Regions from separate parts of the Homo sapiens genome. Here region 2 is linked to region 1. A link is a loop called in an ENCODE intact Hi-C map of the cell type or tissue named here. Cell type or tissue: lower leg skin. All regions are shown on one strand. Each heading gives the region's core, and the rest is flanking DNA. Links, peaks and the distances in the headings are about the cores only.

Region 1 (8,000 bases), core at 1-8,000:
AGAAGGTTGGCAGCCAGAATCTCAAATACTAAGATTCAGAAACTTAGTCTTAAAATCCCAGAATATAGGAATTTTGGAACTGAAGAACCTTATAATTCTAATGCCTCCGTGGCACTTATATATTAGACGGCTTCAAGGTCATGTCACCCACCTGTTGCTGTTCAAGGAGGAATTCATACATTCCACCCCACCCCCCACCCCAGTCAAAGGCCTCTGGTCTCTGCTTAGAATGTCTTCTCTTTTCCATCCCTGCCCTGTGTAGGGCAGCTCTTTCCCAGGATGACTGCAGCTTCCAGGGACTGCTCCTTCCTCCACGCGCTGATCCTCTCTCCCTTACTGTGGCATTGATCTTGGGAAAGAATCCCACTTATTCACCTGACTCCTTCTCAACAAACTGTGGCTCAGACCTAAGTCCCCAAAGCATTCTGCATGTATGATTTTGCAGATGTGTGAAGTTGTTGATGAAAAACTTTTCTTGGATGTGTTGGGTGCAATAACACATATGACCAGTAGATAGAGCACAAACCTCACTGATTGAGGAAATGGTAGCAAAACCAGTTCATATGCACAGATAAGGAATGCTTCTTTTGACATGTCACTGCATACCTGTCTTCTCCTCTCCTTTTCCTCCCATTTTGCCTCTCTCAGACTCCACTAGAGCATCAGCCCCCCAAGTAGCTTCCCTGCTGCTCATCCCCCTCCTCTTTGCACAATCTGTCCTGCACTCAGATCCTGCAATGGCCAGTCCCCTTGCCTAGGGCTGGGGGTGCACAGATGAGCAAGCAGTAGGAATCCATTAGGCAGCCCTGGGCAGAAGGCATCCTAGTGGAAAGAACAGTGAGTGCAAAGGCAGGGAGATGTGAAAGAGCAAGCTTCCTAAATTCAAGTACCTATCCACAAAGTGGGAGAACTTTAGTCCAGAAATCCAAGTTAGGGAACCTTCGATTATGAAGCAAAGATCTAAAAAAGGGCCCCTTAACCTTATGTAAACTACAAATCTCCAGCCTATGGAAAACCAAAAATTTTAGCCACCAAGTTATGCTTTTAAAAGCATAAAACTGTTACCCACAAGATAAAGTTCGAATTCCTTAGCTTGGTGTCCAAGGCTCTGCATCATTTGGAGAGAGCCCTCCTATGAAAATCTCCATTGACGCAAATACCTTGCTGTGTTACCTGTGTTTCTACCTTCCTTAATAAACTGTGAGCACGCTGAGGGCAGGGCCATATGACCCATCCGTGGGTCCCCTGCATGTGGGATGTGATGCACAGTAGATGTTCAGAGTGAATCTGATGGATCAAATTAATAGCATTTTTTTTTAACCGGGCTTAACATCCGGAGTTGGTTGGGAATACCTTGGGTGAGCTGCTTGCTAACTTTCCATGCACTTACACAGTTTACCTTTCATTTCTTAAGTACTTTTTCATCTCTCGACAACCCTGTTGATCAATTTCAAGATAAAGTTACCAGGGAAGAGGTGTTTTTTCCTATTATTCTGAAAGGAGGAGTGGTCCAGGGTTGGCGAAGGACTTACTTGAAATCATGTGGAGAGCTGGAGCTTGAACCCGGTGCTCTGGCTGCCAGTCCAGGGTCCAACCCAGCCACCTCTGTTCAGGGTAACCCAGGGCAGGGCAGAGGGGAGAGGGCACTTCGGAAGGAGGGAAGGAGGGGCCGGCGCACCTGCCCACCACCATCAGCTCCTGCTCTGTTGACTTCCTGCGGAAGCGCTGCCACACATCAATGGTGAACAGGGTGCTGCTGCTGTTGAAGATGGAGGTGAGTGAGCTCATGAGAGCGGCCATGATCACGGCAATCATCAGCCCCCGCAGACCTGGGGAGAGACGAGGCTCATGTGAACGGCTGGCCCATTAAGGCCGGCTCTTCCAGGACTACAGAGGCTGCTGGAGCATTCTGTAGAGTCAGGAGCTGGGGGTGGGGATGAGAGAGGGAAGGGGTTGGATGAGGCTCCCATCCAGCACAGATAAGAAATCCTAGACCACAGAACTAGAGGCTGGGTTCTGCCCAGGCTCTGTCCCTGCCTTGCTATGTGGCCTTGGGTGACTCATTTGCCCCTCCACCCCCCACCCTAAGCCTCAGTTTCCTCATCTATCCTATTAAGTTATGTAAGACTAGGTAATCTCTAAGGTTCTCTGAAGCTTCGACATCTCAGTCTAGGTTTCACAGCTTGTAGACACTTGGTTAGTGGGTTGCTGCTGGGGAGAAGAGAAAGGTGATTATTAATAATTGGGTGGATCTGTTTAGTGTTTCCATACCTTCTTCATTGACATGGTGGTGTTGGGCTAAAGCCCTGGCTTGGGAGGTAGCAGCTTTGGGCTTATTTCCTGGCTCTGCAAGTAACCAGCTGTATGTATGATCCTTGGACTAGCTCCTTGCCATTTCTGGGCCTATTTTTCCACTTGAACAAGGGAGGATGGGACCCACTGGTATCTGAAGTTTCTCTGACAGTGACCAAGCTTCTAGAGATATGGCTGCTCACCCCTGGGGAGATGATCCCAGCCCTGGTGCCACCTCAGTCCTCTTTCCTTCCAAATCCATATATTTAACCACCTTCTGATGTCCCCCTCTCTCCCTTGAAGTGTCACAGGTGCCTCAGGCTCAAGTGCTCCAAACTCAGGTGCCCATCTCCCTCTGGGGCCTTCTGTTCCCCTCTTTAGTTATTGTCTTTCCAGCCTCACAGCAGACCTTAGGGCTACCTGAGACCCTTGCTCTGCTCCCCTCCCTGCTTACCTCCAACCTGCCCCTCAGGGCAGCTCTGTCCTAGCTGGGCCTCCCTCCATGGCCACTACTTCCCGGATTCACTCCTCCTTCTACCACAGGGAGGGAATAACTCTACTCTGCTGCCCTCCATAATCCCACCTCTCTTCATATGTCCCTAATCTCAATATTATTATAAGCCCACCACCTAAAGGCCAAGATCTGGGAGGCTTCTTGGATTTCTCTGTCTATATTATCCCTCAAATCAAGTCCTGTCAATTCAACCTCACAAACATCTTTAAATCCCTTCTCTCCATCTCTGATGCCACTGACTTGGTCCACCTACCTGGACCACTGCAAACTCCCCATGGACAATCTCCCTGCCTACCCACAAGCCTGCCTCGTACAGAGTTGTCCACACAGACTGGTCTTGCTAAAACACAAATCCAGTCATGCTCTCTCTGACCAAAACCCCGCAGTGTCCCAGCGCTCTGCTCTAGAACAAGGCTTGGCTGTGACATCCCCACCAGGAAGGTTGTCTTCCTTCCTCCTGGCTCTTGCGTCCACACTGGGCTGCTTTCAATTCAGACTTCCTGCCCTCTCTTCACCCTGGGCCTTTGCACGCACAGCTTCTCATCCCTAGAATGACATTTCCCATGCTCCTCCGGCTGTGTCTGCCTAAGATTTAACTCGGGATGTAGCTCCATTTCCTTCCCTCTGGGAGACATTCCAGACATCCTCCAGCTGGGTCAGGTGCCTTCTTAGGGCTCCCTTAGCCCATACTGGGTCACCACACTGGTCCCACTGGATTGTGCCTGTGGCAAGTCCAGGTACCCTGGAGACCGCATGATGCCTGAGCAGGGGCCTGCCTTTTATCTCTGCATCTCCAGAACCTGCCCACAAAGCTGGTGTCTTACGTACAAATGCCTGTAAAACGTGTGTGTATGTGTTGGGATGGGGGTGCAGAGGTGAATAGTTTTCTTCCCTCTTCCCATCCATGTTAGTGCCTTCCCTCCTGGGCAGTGGAGATTGGAGGAGGCTGGAGGTGAGAGTGCAGGGTGGGGTGGGGAGAAGAGACTCACCAACAGGCATGAGGGCCATGACCAACTTAGGGTAGGCAATGTTGGAACATCCCACTCGGGCCCCACAGATTCTTTGGCAGACATCAGGGTCCACGCAGCCCACCTCGTCTGTGGAAGAAGTAATGGCAGTTAGAGTCCGTGATCTCGTGCCTTCTCAGGTTGGCCTAGTATTTGCTTTCCAAAACTACAGGATAATGTTCACTGGAGACTCTGACAGGGACCCATGTCTACAAGGTTGGGGGGCAAATGGTGTCTGGGTCTTTGGTAAATTTCTCGTCCGTATACTTATTACCTGATTCACATTTTTTCTACTGAAATACTTATCATATGTTTGGCCCACAAAGCCTAAACTGCTTATTATGTGTTCTTTTCTATCTTTTTTTTTTTTTTTTTTTTTTTTTTGAGATGGAGTCACGCTCTGTCACTCAGGCTAGAGTGCAATGGAGCAATCTTGGCTCACTACAACCTCCACCTCCTGGGTTCAAGTGATTCTCCTGCCTCAGCCTCCTGAATAGCTGGGATTACAGGCATGTGCCATCACGCCCGGCTAATTTTTGTATTTTTAGTAGAGACGGGGTTTTACCATGTTGGTTAGGCTGGTCTCGAACTCCTGACCTCATGATTCGCCCATCTCAGCCTCCCAAAGTTCTGGGATTACAGGAGTGAGCCACCATGCCTGGCCTTCTTTTCTTTTCTTTTTTCTTTTCTTTTCTTTTTCTTTCCTTTCCCTCCCTCCCTCCCTCCCTCTCTTCGTTCCTTCCTTCCTTCCCCTTCCTTCCTTCCTTTTCTTTCCTCCTCCTCCTCCTTTTTTTCTTCTTCTTCTTCTTTTCTTTCTTTCTTTTTCTTCCTTTCTTCTCCTTCCTTCCTTCCTTTCTTTTTCTTTTTCTTTCTTCTTCTTTTCTTCCTTTCCCCTTCCTTCCTTCCTCCCTCCCTCTTTTCTCTTCTCTTCTCTTTTCTTTACTTTTCTTTCTTTTCAATAGGGTTTCTCTTGCTCTGTCTCCCAAACTGGAATGCAGTGGGGCAATCACAGCTCACTGCAGCCTCAACCTCCTGGACTCAAGCTCCTGGACTCAGGATCCTCAGCCTTCCAAGTAGCTGGGTCTATGGGTGCATGCCACCATGACCGGCTATGTATTCTTAATAGACAAACCTTGCCAACCCCTGCTCTGGCCTAACATTGTCCAGGGCCACATTCCCATTCTCCAGACACTCCTTGAAAGCCTCAGATCCCAATACCCAGAGAGCAAGGCTCGTTCTTACCTGGGAACAGGGCCCGGCTGATCATGCCAGGCATGACGATGAAGAACATGGGGAGGATCTTCAGGTAGCCCCCCAGCACGGAGCCTCCCTTGGCATGAGACAGACTCTTGGCCGAGAGAGACCGCTGCACAATGACCTGAAAGGGCAGCAAATGAGGAGTGCAGCGCAGGTAGAGGAGAGGCTCATTAAGCCACAGGTGAGCCCTGACACTGGGCATGACTGTGTCCCTACTCCAGTCCAGTCACAATCCCAGAATGAGGTCCAACCCTCTATGCATCCAGGCACTGGGTTTTTCTGCAGGAAGCCACCCCACTTCCTGGCAGGCTGGGCTAAGCCTGGCTGGGGGATTACCTGGTCTGTGCACCAACACCAGGTGGCCAGCACTGTGAGCCCGAAAATGAGACCTGGCCAAGGGATGTCCCCGCTCACAGGGTCCCGAAGAATGTGGAAAGCATCGGGCCGTGGGAGGTGACAGGTGGTGTTGGGGACTGTGACATTAGGGATGGCCTGCCTGTACCGCTGCTCCAGGCCTGGGTACCAGCCCACGTCCTGAAAGCCTGTGAGGAGACAGTGAGTGAAGCAGCCCTGAAACCCCACTGAGCCTGTCACTCAGCAAGCCCAGCCCCAGCCTCATGTGGGCCCTCAGGTTGGAACTGGCATGGGGATTGGGGGTGAAGGAGGAAGATGGGGCTTGGGCTCAAGACCCTTGGTTTGAAGTAGCGAGAACCCTGCTCTTTGGGAGCTGCAGCCTGGAGAGGGGACATGGCTCACATGGCTCTATGCACTGGAAAGTTTCAATCGAACTGTGGAGGTGGCAGAGACAGGACAGAGAGGAATTTAAGAATGACAGTGGGGTATATTTAGGTCTCTTCCTTACCCAGAAACATGAGGACCAGGGCTCCCCCTACCATGATCACCGTCTGCAGAGCATCTGTGTAGATCACGGCCATGAGGCCACCTGGGGACCCAAGGAGAGGGCTCATCAGTCAGCACCAGTTTGGGGTCCTCTCTGGCTGCCTGCCCTGTGCATGGCCACACTGGGGAGACCAGAGAAGACACACAGCCCTCTTAGCAGGGGAACTCTGGCCACTGCCTTTCTCCGCACCTAGTGTTCCCCTCTCTCCCTCCCCGGCAGGATGCCAGCTGGTCACAGTCAAAGGTGCTGGGGCCCCTTCTTTCTGTCTTGACAGCAGCTGACTGTGGCCATCACACCACAGCTTTGTGTTATTGTTTAATATCCCAAGTCCATTCCTTGACTTGCAGTTCTGCCAGGAATACTCCCTGCTTTCTCCTCCCAATGCCCATCTAAATGCCCCCCTGTCTCTGGACCCCAACTTAACCATAAGTAAGGCTGTCCTGTGCTGGCCTCCCAGGGTGCCCAGCCCTGTGCAAGGAGATTTGGAGGAGGTGGGTTGTGGTCTCTGCCTGGGGCAGCCTGCAGTGACTCTGGCTTGGGTCATAGTCCTCCTCTCTACCCTGCTCCCCAGGCAGTTAGTCTTTTGTGGTATTTCTTACTGTCTCTCCTTCCCTGTCTCTGCCTGACCTGTTCCTCCTCCCATTTCTGCCCTTTTTATCCCCCTGGTCTCTGTCCCTGTGTCTGTCATTCTGTTCCCCTGTGTTCTTCTCTTCTACGTCTCTGTCTCAGCCTCTCTTTGTCTCTGCCTCTCCTGTTTCTCCTCTCTGTCAGCATCAGCTTTCTGTCACTCTGTCTCTCTCTCTGGTTGTCTCTCCTTCAGTCTTTCTCTCTGGGTCTCTGCCAGTCAGAAGCTTTCCTCTTGCCCTCTTCCCTCTGCCTACCTGCAATGGTGTAGACGGCAGTCACCACCAGCAGGATCCCTGTGGAGAGGTACAGGTTCCAGCCCAATGCCATCTGGATGAAGAGGGCTCCAGAGAAGATGTCAGTCTGCAGAGAGCCAGGACCCAAGAGGCCAGACCACCCGAGGCCCTCAGTAGGGTTGTATGGACACATCACCTGCCTGCCCAGCAACACCAGGCACCCTCAGCCCTCATCACATGATGAAAATGAGCTTTAAGTGCTATGCTAAGGAGTGTGGGTTTTATCTTGCAGACACTGAGGCGCCATGGAGACTTTAAAGCAGAGAAGTACTGTATAAAGCCTCCAAACTGAGATAAATTTAATCACGTAGCTGGTCTGCTGGACATGAAGGGAGTGGTGAGGAATGAAGTGGAAGGCTGAGGAAGTGAAGGAAGGTGCTGGGCTGGAGAAGAAGAGCTCATTTAGGAGAAGAGAGGAAGAACCGGAGAGTTGCTGGCTGCTCCCTGGCAGAGCAGAGCCTGCTTGGCTGTCAGGTGGCCCACGGCTGACCCAATGCGGCAGGAGCCCTGGTGCAGATAGGCATGGGTCTGGGTCATCTACATACTTGGGTTTATTAGCAGACATGGGCTTATAGCCTGAGCTTAAGCTGACTTAGGATGTTCTCAAATATTGGTGGAACAAGGGCCTTAAAGTGTTTTTCAGCCCTAGACCTGGCAACGGAGTGATTCAGTTCTCTTTAGTGTATGCTTGTGGATACCATTCCATGATTGTTTTGTGAACCTGTTACAGGGTCTAAAACATAACAGAGTGGAAGGAGCCTGGACTGGGTCATGGAACCCACACTTCAGCTTCAGTTCTAGAGCTAGCCCTCTGTGTGGGCTTGGGCAAGTCATTTGACCTGTCTAGGTTTGTTTCCTGATTTTAGGTCAGTAGAGGAGGACTAAAGACCTTTCTAACTCCAAAAATCTAGGCAACTAATGTACAGTTGATGAACAAAGAATCCATTAATGAAAAAATAAATGAATGAACTCTGGATTGTGATTTATTTGAGTGTAGGGGCTGTCATTCACTCCAAAAACATTTATCATTCATCTCTGAGTACCCCAGTGCTGAGGCAGAACATGCATTAAATGTTTATAGGTCCTGCTTTCCTTTTTTTCAACAGTGA
Region 2 (11,044 bases), core at 1,862-9,861, 130 kb after region 1:
CTGTGTTGCCTTTTTGATGTTATTGGCAGAGAAGGTGGGTATTTGGGGTTTGTTTCTGTTTGATTTTGAACTCCTATTCTCTAAATGTATCTTTACTTTTTTCAGTTTTTTTAATATTGAATTTCTTTCCTTAACATTGCACACTTTTCTCGAGTATCTTGGAATCATTTTTACCGATATATATTTAAGACTGAAGAAAAAGAAAGATGAAGTCAGAGTGAGACTTACAGACCATCAAACTTTATCAGCTACCAGGAAACCAGTCATTTCTCTAGAGCACCTCTCCCTCAAAAAAGTGCCAGATTATGGAAAGGTTTACACAGGTAGGCAGTAGCTACACCTGCTCTCCTAGATGGCTTCTTTAATATTTTTTAAAAGGAACTTCTATTTTATTTTATTTTATTTTGTTTGTCTGATGTAATCAAAGTTATGGCCTGTTTGGTTTGCTTTTGCCAAGGTATAAATACTGCCTAAAGGCCATTCTGCACATGGGGATATGATGCAAGTCGACTTGCATGTACAAAGCTTCAACTCATCCTCCTGTCTGGGCCCCCACTTTTAATTCTCATTCTTTGTTATGCATACAGTCTCAAGCCTTTCTAGGATATTACCAGGGCAGTTGACTGCCTTTAACTGTAGTTTCCTTGGAATTGCAAATATCAATAGAGAGCTGGTTCCTTCTCTTTGTTCAGGTTTCAGCTCCAACATCACCCCAGAAAAGTCTACCATGACTTCTCTATCTAAATAAACCTCATCTCAATCACTCTCTATTATGGTTTTCTATCTTGTCATCCTCATAGCATTTACCATCATCTGAAATGATTTTGTTATTGGATTTTTACTTCTGCTACTAACATGCAAGCTCATGGGAAGAAGTTTTGTTTGCCTCATCCATAGCTACTTCCTCAATGCCTTTACCCATACCTGAAACACGAGAGGTGCTCGTATATTTATTAAGTAAAGACATAGTCATAAGATACTGGGCAAGGTCAGAGGAAGGAGAGATGCTTCTGCTCCATCTCAAAATTCAACTAGCCCAGGCTCAGCCCCATTCCCAGAACTTCTCACTCCAAACTCAAATTCATTCTCCCCTATCCAAGCTTAGAAAACCTGGGATAATATCATTTATCTTTTACCAACCCTTGCCTCGCCTCCAATTCCTATGTTCCTAGTTTATTGATTGTTACATCTGTCTGGTAATTTCAAATTCACAGTTTCTCATGACTTCCCTAAATACAGTGCTTATGATTGTGCCTTACCTCCATCCTGTCTACCTAGATGTGTCTCAGAATAATAGAATAGTTAAGAGCAAACAAAAAGTAATAAATATGGAATTGAAGAAAACAAATTTCCTCCACCTCTCTGCCACTTGAGACAAAACTGGTTCTTTTCCCCAGGGCAGGGCTGTGTCAGAATCTTGTCCCTTCATAGACTCAAAGTCCAAAGCCTGACCCTCTGTGCAAGGATCCAAAGAGAATGAAAGTTCCTCTTGCATCAGAAGGACTGTCTCAAGGGCACCTGTGCTGTCTGCCTCAAATATGTGTAATACAGGATGCTAGACTGGTCGTTCAGCCTCAAATTCTTTTTATCCTCAGAGAAGATACACATGCATGAATTAATAATCAATAAAATAAACATGTGTCTGTCCTCTGGCGTTTCATTCACCGTAAATGGACACCATGACCTAGAGAAATACAACAAAAAGAAATTGGGAAAACATTGGACAGAACCAGTGCTGTTTCTTTGGAAGCTAAGCAGTAAAAGCTGTAAAAGTACATGAGTGCCATCTAGAGGCAAAACTAGCACTGCAGTGTTGTTAAAGGTTGTTCATACTCAGGAGAAAAGAGAAATTTGCTCCTGGAAACCCATAAGTGATGGGAAAACTTGTCATGACAACCTGATGGATCCTGCCCTATCGTCAATGACTGGCAGTAAGCAAGTTTTTCATATCCCGAGTCAAAATTTGCCTCTGCCTTTCCTGACCGCTGCAGACCACAGTAACCTCCCCTCCTCTGATAGATCCTAGGGTATTTTCTTTAACATTTAATCAGTCCCAAGTCAGAACAAGTTCTCTCTTCAACAAATATCTTTCCCGATATATTCTTTGCATCAGACTCTGAGCTCAGCAATGGGACTGTCTGCTGGTTTACAAGTCACTTCATGAGCTGGAGGGACGTTGTCCATCCCCTCCTTCCCTGTGACAGGAGTTCCCTGCATAACATCTCTGAAATGCACTTCCTAACCTTTTTAGAAATGGATCCTTTGGAAAAGCACATCCCACCTGCTCTAAGACAGGTAAAAATCTGTAGGCATATAACTTCCCGCAGTGAAAATCATGGGTTTGGAAGTCGGTGAGATGTACTATTGAATCCTACCTCTGTGATTTGTGAAATGTGTAAACTACCGAAACTTGGGCAAAGGACTTAACATCTCTGAGACTTGATTTCCTAGTTGTTAAATGGAATAATAATACCTACCTGTGGTCTTATGGTAAGGATTAGCAATAGCACTTTTTTTTTTTTTTGAGACAGTTTCGCTCTTGTTGTCCAGGCTGGAGTTCAATAGCACGATCTTGGCTCACTGCAGCCTCCACCTCCCAGGTTTCAGTGATTCACCCACCCCAGCCTCTTGAGTAACTGGGATTACAGGTATCTGCCACCATGCCCGGTTCATTTTGTATTTTTAGTAGAGATGGGGTTGCACCATGTTGATCAGACTGCTCTTGAACTCCTGACCTCAAGTGATCTGACCTCAAGTGATCCACCCTCCTTGGCCTCCCAAAGTGTTGGGATTACAGGTGTGAGCCGCTGCACCCAGCCCAGTATTTATTATTTATATACAACCTGGCACAACCTGGAACAAAGAAAAAGTGGTAAGAAAATATAAACTTTCACTATCATTATGATAATAAAAGTTCTATGAGATTAAGTCATCTACTTTGCAAAGTTGTTGTGAAGACTAAATTATGTATACATGTATGATAGACTGCCAGGCAAAACAGAACTTAGAATTTTTTTCATCAAGAGAACCTACCAGTGGGTTTGGCAGGATATGATGTCTCACACCTGTAGTCCCAACACTTTGGGAGGCTAAGGCAGACAGATCACATAAGGTCAGGAGTTCAAGACCAGCCTGGCCAACATGGCAAAACCCCATCTCTACTAAAAATACGAAAATTAGCCAGGTGTAGTAGCACACACCTGTAGTACCGCTACTTGGGAGGCTGAGGCAGGAGGATCACTTGAACCCAGGAGGCAGAGGTTACAGTGAGCCAAGATCGCGCTACTACACTCCAGTGTGGGCGATAGAGCGAGACTCAGTCTCAAAAAAAAAAAAGAGAACCCGCCAGTGGCTTCTATCTGACAACATTGTAAGTTTTATCACCTTGAAATAGACGTTTTATTTTTCTCTGAACACTTCAGTTGCATCTCTGAGTTATTGCAAACAAAAGACCACAAGGTACACGCTAAGATATTAATATGGTTTGGCTGTGTCCCCACCCAGATCTCATCTCAAATTGTAATCCCCATGTGTTGAGGGAGAGACCTGGTAGGAGGTGATTGGATTATGAAGGCAGTTTCACCCATGCTGTTCTCGTGATAAGTGAGTCAGTTCTCACAAGAACTGATGGTTTTAAAGTGTGGCACTTCCTGGTTCTCTCGCTGTCTCCTGCCACCTTGCAAAGAAGGTCCTTGTTTCCCCTTTGCCTTCTGTCATGATTCAAAGTTTCCTGAGGCTTCCCCAACCATGTGGAACTGTGAGTCAACTAAACCTCTTTTGTTTATGAATTACCCAGTCTCAGGTAGTATCTTCATAGCAGTGTGAAAACAGACTAATACAGATGTGGAACAGCTGTAACAGGATTCTTTAAGCCTCACAAAGATTATCCTTTGCAAAATGTCCCAAGATTTGACTACTTGGGAGAGGGAGCTAAATTTGCACAGGGGTGGCCAGGCATGGTGGCTCATGCCTGTAATCCCAACACTTTGGAAGGCCGAGGCAGGCAGATCACCTAGGTCAGGAGTTTAAGACCAGCCTGGCTAACATGGTGGAACCCTGTCTCTACTAAAAATACAAACACTAGCCAGATGTGGTAGCAGGCACCAGTAATCCCAGCTACTCAGGAGGCTGAGACAGGAGAATCGCTTGAACCTGGAAAGTGGAGGTTGGAGTGAGCCAAGATTGTGCCACTGCATTGCAGCCTGGGCAACAGAGCAAGACCCTCTCTCAAAAATAAATAAATAAATAAATTTGCACAGAATCAAGCCAATCTCTTCCCCCTAACAATCGAGATTAGATTCTCTCTGATAGATTGAGTACATTTGGAAACATCACCAAATGCTTTACACTACACAATGTTCTTGAAAAAGTCAAGGAAGATGGACATGATTGGCAGATAGGCCTTAAGCAATTAAATGAAAAGCAAAAGTGATATAACCTATTTTTATGCCTTGGGCTGATAAAGAAAATCAGTCCAACTATTCATGTGCAGCATCACATCTGGCATGTGGTAGCACTCAATCAATGGTGGTTCTTATTACTGATATTGTTCCAAGTGGTTTCTTGCTAATCCAACCCAGAGCTTGTGTCATCTGGCAACAGTCTCATCTGGGCCCAGTTAGCAACTTCTCTATGAGCTAGCCATGTTAACAACCTTTCTAGCTCACACAGTGGTAGGCCAGAGCCTGTTAGGATGGAGGGAGAGATGGCAAGGAAGTGTGGCCAGCCAAGGCTGCCAGCACAGACACAACTCAGAATTCTAAAATATGTTCCCCAGCAAGGAGAGATCTGAGAAATGCCTCAATGTAATGCTTGCCCTTTGGACTTGTCTAATAGGAGCAAGTTGCTCTAAGTGATGTATCTAAAGTGTAGCTACCCATGCTGTAGATTATTTTTCCTTTTTCTTTTCCCCCATCAGTGTTAACCTTCTTGCACAGAATAGAGGAGAACAAACAGAGAAGGGAATGAAGTAATAGTTCTTAGGGATGTGACAAAGTCCAGAGGCCTCAAATCATCTCTTGAGTGTGTTACACTTTCTCTCCCAATGGATTTTCCATGTTTGCTACATGAATAATGCACCATTAAGCACTGAAGCAATACAATGGTAGCCTTAACAAAATAGCAATTTGAAAGTTAAACTGTCATTACTAGTTTGTATCTCAATAGTGCATCTTTCTTTATAACGCACGCTTAATTTCATTAGAGGCATGGGGAATAAATCATATTCCCCTTGCCTATGGTGGGGATCATCTTATGGTTGCAAACATCAAGATCTATCTTTAGATTTATTGGTGACAAATATCAGCCCATTGTCCTAATGGTGAAATAACATAGTCTACTAGCACAGGATACAAATTTAATTTAGTGAAATTTCTTTAAAAAAAAAAAAAAAAAAGCTCTGAATCACAAGCAGTATGAGCTGGAAGCATTCAGAAAAATAACCCACGCCTGGTTCTTAGCCTCAGAGGCACTCCAGAATCACCTGGGAGCTTTCAAAAAATGCATTGCACAGGCCCCAACTCAGACCTATTAAATCAAAATCTGTAATTATAGGGCCCAGTTATCATTTTTGAAAACCTCCCAGGTGATTAATAAGTGCAGCCCGGAATGAGCACCACCCATATACATCAACCCCATGATTGTACAAGGGGGCTTTAGCCCCACAGGGGAGATAGCTGGTGCAGGGTTCCCAGGGATGGCTGGAGAGCTGGGTCCAGAGCCTGGTATTTTGCCCCAGCTGGCACCCTTCCTGATTGGATGCTGTGCCTTAACATCTCTTTGCCTTGGTTCCTTTTTCCCTCAATAGCCTACCCCTGCCTCCAGGTTTCTACTTCATTCACTAATTCATTAGACTTGTGTGGAGTACCTACTATGTGCCAGATAACCCCATTCCTGGAATATCCCCCTATGTCTTAGCTCTGCCAAATCTTTTCCATTGTGGTGATCTTTTTAGCACTCCTAAAAGGCAAGGCTTCCTGCAAGCAACAGCTTCTGACTGCTCTAACCACAGGAGGGAGCCAAGCACCCCACTCTTTTTTCTATAAATCCACAGATTGGACAAATCAAGCAGAGGGCAAGTGGATCGCAGGAGGCAGGGCCTGCAGGGAGTGGGCGAGGGCTGTAAGAAATGAACTCTGAGTGACCTTTCAGGCTTGAGCCACCGTGCTGCCCACCTGAAGAAGGCCATGGGGTACACCAAATACAACAGGCTTGACAGACAGGCACACCTAGGACTTCACTGGCTGAGAGTTCGCCTGGACCATCACTTATAAAGCAACCACAGAAGGTTGTACCAAGATCCAATGTGGCCAAGAATATAAGTGCTGGAACAGAGCAAGTGCCCAACTAGCTGGAGTTCCATCTTCTGAGAGCCCCTCCCCTTCCTTTTCTCCCTGCTTTCTTTCATCCTCATCCTATTCTCTTTCCTTTTCCTGAGAAGCCACATAGAGCAAGGAAGGCCTGAGATGCAGAGCATTCACCCCTCCACCATGGGTAGCAATTCATGATGTAGGTTCTCCTGCAGAAACCAGCCTATAAATGTCAAGTTGTAGCCTTGACATGTCCCAAGGATATGATGAACACTGCCTCAAATGGCCTTGTCTGTCACCAATCCTTCACCAGATCATCCCTCAGTCAGAGGATCTGAGGCAGGAGCCTGCGGTGACCTGCAGGGTCCTTGCTCTGCCCTCCCCAGCCCTCTATGGCCACCTGGTCCCATTGGTGAGTAGTCGTTGGGCCTCTGTTGACTGTTGACTGAAACTCACTGCCACATAAGGCAGCCACTGTCAGGCTGTCCCTGTTGTAAATGAAAACTTGACACTCCCCCAGCACTTCTGCCTTTGGCCCTTCAGAGATTTGGAGCCAGAGAGATGCCCCTGAGTCTTCTCTCCTTCAGACTTTAACAAAGAAATCTCTGCCCACCCTGGTGAGATCTCCAATTTTTTGTGGTCCTCACTCCTGAAGATACCTGGTTTGGTGTGGTGACCCCGGTGAGGGCAAGGGGAATCTCTAAGGGTTTGTGCTATGCTATGAACCATAATACACTTGTCAACACCAGCCAAGATCACATTAACCTGGGAGCAGCAGGTCAGCCTCCTCTTTCCTGTCCACCTCTGGTTCCCAGATTGGTTTTTTATGAACAAACAAAAGACTGAGCTCCCTAAGGTGAGGTATTCATAGTTGGGGGTTTGGGCCTAAAGGCAGACTGGTTCCACCAGACTCCTGCTCACTGTCTGCGGTTCCCTCTGTCTCTTCTCTGTGGCTATCCCCAACACGCAGATTGGTAACTGTCAGCCAATGCACACAAGGCTGTGCTCTCTCAATCACAAAAGGAAAAAAAAAACACTCCTTGAGACTCCAACTCCTACATTCTTTTCCTAGGAAATGCAAACCCATTCTTAAATGAAAAGTCACATTCCCACTGTCAGCCAGGCACCACCAGAGTTGGTCTTGACCAGTAGGTGGATTGACTGATTCCTCCCAGGGCTGTGAATGAGGATACACCTTCCATGCTGACCCATCTGTCGCTCCCTTTCTTTCTCCCTCCCTCTCAATACACACACACACACACACAGACACACACCCACGGACGCACATACAGAGACACACAAATACACACACACAGACACACACACGGAGATACAGGTATACAGAGACACGCAGAGGTAGACACACCCAGAAACAAACAAAATGACACACACATACATAGACACAGATACACACATATAGACACACACAGAGACACATACAGAAACACACATCAAAGACACATACAGGCACACAGAGAACACACACACAGATACACACACAAACACAAAAAAAGAGACCCACAGACACTCACACAGACATACACATAGACACAGAAGCACAGACACAGAGACACACGCAGACACAGAGATACATGCAGACACACAGACACACACACAGATGGCCTTAGCATCCAGCTTCAGGGCAATGCCCTCAGGCATGGGCACTGTCCCTATTTCATCCCTGTATCCCCAGCAAAGTGCCTGCACACAGTATGTGCACAATAAATGTTTACTGAACTCAACAAAGCCACAGGGGAGACAGTCCAGACTGCTTAGAGCAGCCACTTAGAGCAGCAATGAGAAAAATGAGTCCTGTCCAAATTTCCTTCTGATTAAATCCTGCATATAAAGTTCTAACTGGAAGATTTTACATTGTAAAAACATTTCTGAGACCCTCCCCACTTCCTTTCCCACAAAGCCCAGACTCCATCATGAGCCCCCGTGACGTGGCCCCTATTCTCTTGGCTGCAGCCTCTTGGGGAGAGTACAGTATGAGGCAATTCTCTGGGAGGTTCCCAGATCATCTTTGGCCTACTTGTGTGCCCCCAAGAAACCTGGGATCCTGGGAAACACCATTATCAGACAGTGCCTGCTCACCAAAAGTCCTCCTGCCCAACAGCTTCCTGAGCCATATTGAAACCCAGGTTTGCCTGACTCCAAAGCCTGTGCTTGAAACCACTGTGCCCCACAGCCTCCAGCACCGTCAGCAATGAGAATCCCCAGATAAGATGAAAACAGCGCTTCCAGCCAGGAGAGCAAGGCCCACGGCTGCAGCAGGAAGAGCCACAGGAGGAACTGGGCTCGGTTTCATGAGGAGGCAATTATGGTTGTCAGAGGCACCTCAGAGGCTGGATGATACATGTGTGAACATTCCTTCATTCATTCCTAGAAATGAGACATTACAGAATATGGTTGAAGCAAAGGGTCTAGCATCAGACAGAGCTGGGTTTAAATCTTGGCTCTGCCACTCAAATGCCAGGTAACCTTAGTCAAGCCATCTGAACTGCCTCACTTTCACTCAACTGTAAATTGAGAATGATCGTATCCCTATTTTAAAGGTTGTTGTGAAGATTAAATGAGATAATGTATATAACAGTTATTAGACCCTCACAAAAGTCTTACAAGGTAGATATTTTATTCCCATTTTACATTTGAGAAAACTGAGGCACTAGGAAGGAAAAAAATGTTTCCAAGTTTGCCCGGGCCCAGTAGCTCAGACCTCTAATCCCAACACTTTGGAAGCCCGATGGGGGCAGTTCAGTTGAGGTCAGGAGTTTGAGACCAGCCTGGCCAATGTTACAAAACCCCATCTTTACTAAAAATACAAAAATTAGCCAGGCAGGGTGGCGGGCACCTATAATCCCAGCTACTTGGGAGGCTGAGGCAGGAGAATCACTTGAATCTGAGAGGTGGAGACTGCAGTGAGCCAAGATCACACCACTGTCTCCAGCCTGGGCAACAGTGCAAGACTCCGTCTCAAAAAAAAAAAAAAAAAAAAAAAAAGGTTTCCAAGTTTGCACAGCTTGTCACTGGCAGAGGCAGAGGTGGGACATAGAATACAATTCTGCCTGATTCTTCAGCCTCTGCTGATAGCCCATCTCACTTTCTCTCTCCATCTCAGGATGTGTGGAGTCCCCCTGCCATCTGAGTGACCACTCTTGCAGGACCAGGCATCACCATGGCCTGGAAAAACCAGCCTCAGTGCCCTCAGTATTTTTTGGTTGCTCCTTCCCTGGAGTCCTTCACAGCACCAGAAACTGACTCTTCCTGGCTCCAGTTCTCTTCTAGATCTGAGAGGACAAAAGCCCCACAACCTCCCAGCAACCTGTGCATCAATAAAGGCTGCCTTGCTCCCTGTCTACAGTGAGCAGTATGTGCCTCCCAGCCTGAAGCCCTCTTCTGCTTCAAGAAAGTACCTATGCAGTTCTCTCCTGCTTCTGAACCCACTGTTACAAGCCTATGGACAGGGAGTGAGTGGCCTGTGCTCACAACAGGTGCACGGTCCACCACTCTGCCTCTGGCATCCAGAGACACTCACCCCAGTGTGAGCTATTTAGGCCACTCTCAAGGGGTCCTGGCCCATCTCACCTCCCCTCTTCATCCCTCTCAGTTCAGGATGTGGGCCTCCTTGATTTCATAGTTCTCTTTTCTTGTTACCTAGAGGACATGCTCTCCCCACCCACCTGCAAACACTTGTGTGGGAGTAGCTATCTCAACATCATGAGCAAAAGGTAGGTTTTTTAAAACTATAGCAGATGGTGAGAACATAAGAATCACCTTAGGTATTGTAGTTGCTTAAAATTATCCTCCTGCAAGAGATTTTAATATGGAAGAGCCTGAGGTGAGGCTCAAGAAGCTGCGTTGTTAACTCTGGGGTCTCCTGACACCAGCCCTCAGGGCCTTGCTGCTTTAATGCTCCTGACTCAAGGTCCTGGGGAAGGATACCAGTCATTAAAACCCAGCCAGGACCTCCAAGGTGAAAACTGACAAAGCACAGGCTCCCGTGTCAAACAAATCTGATTCACATCCCAGCTGCACCATTTTCTAGCTATGCAGTTGGGGTCTAATGACTTACCATCTGTGAGCCTCAATTACCTTTCCCTGGGACCCCCTCCCTCATGCCTATTTTTAGAGTTATCATGAGGATTAAGTGAGGAATTATACATTGACTAAATGGCTCAGAAAAAGTGAAATCAGCATCCCTTCAGTCTCTGCTTACCTCTCTACCAGGGGATCTCATGCCCATGTCTCCAGCTTAGCATTTGTTGCAACACATTGAGAATATCCGGGTATGTCTCTCTCTCTCCAGTAGGCTGTGAGCTCCTCGAGGACAGGAGCCAGGATTAAACCCTCTTTTTATTTCCATGGCCTAATGCAGAGCCCAGCACACAGTAGGGTCTCCATGAGTTGTGGGTCTATTGAAATAGAGAGGACATTCATTGCGTCCTTCCACCCCCGGAACCTCAGTCAGTTCATGCAAAAATAACAAAACCTACCTGTGTTCACTGAATTACTATTTAGTACCAGGCCCTGTGCTAGGGACATAGCATACCTCACTTCTAATCCTTATTCATCCCTGTGGATATATATTACTAACCCTGACCCCACTACACACATGCACACACATCCTGGGTTTTTGTTTTTTTTGTTTTTTTTTTTTTTTGTTTTTCACTTAGGAGGTTACTATGGTTCAGAAAGATGAGGTATCTTGCCCACAGTCATATAGCTAGAGGATC

Evidence for each region. A loop is a pair of places that touch in the nucleus more often than their neighbours do. Peaks named below come from ENCODE experiments on the same cell type or tissue, not always from the same donor. Only the 100,000 strongest peaks of a DNase experiment are listed, where the experiment ranks them.
Region 2: a loop joins it to region 1, with 2.5 times the contacts of the local background. A loop is called at or near these places in 27 of 110 quality-filtered maps.

What each region holds. Positions count from the first base shown.
Region 1 is chr1:48,229,558-48,237,557 of GRCh38, reverse strand. SLC5A9 (solute carrier family 5 member 9) reads right to left here. Exons shown (of 14, transcript NM_001011547.3): 5 at 6,853-6,958; 6 at 5,933-6,013; 7 at 5,407-5,612; 8 at 5,056-5,191; 9 at 3,796-3,903; 10 at 1,679-1,829. Among named protein-coding and RNA genes, the nearest start is that of SLC5A9, 11 kb to the right of the region's middle. RefSeq lists an enhancer at 5,484-5,985. In lower leg skin, for the core only: no CTCF peak of the experiment used is centred there; DNase peaks (open chromatin) are centred at 3,307 and 3,677.
Region 2 is chr1:48,100,336-48,111,379 of GRCh38, reverse strand. LINC02794 (long intergenic non-protein coding RNA 2794) reads right to left here. Exons shown (of 15, transcript XR_007066073.1): 10 at 10,528-10,723. It also overlaps the pseudogene SKINT1L. Among named protein-coding and RNA genes, the nearest start is that of LINC02794, 56 kb to the right of the region's middle. In lower leg skin, for the core only: no CTCF peak of the experiment used is centred there; no DNase peak of the experiment used is centred there.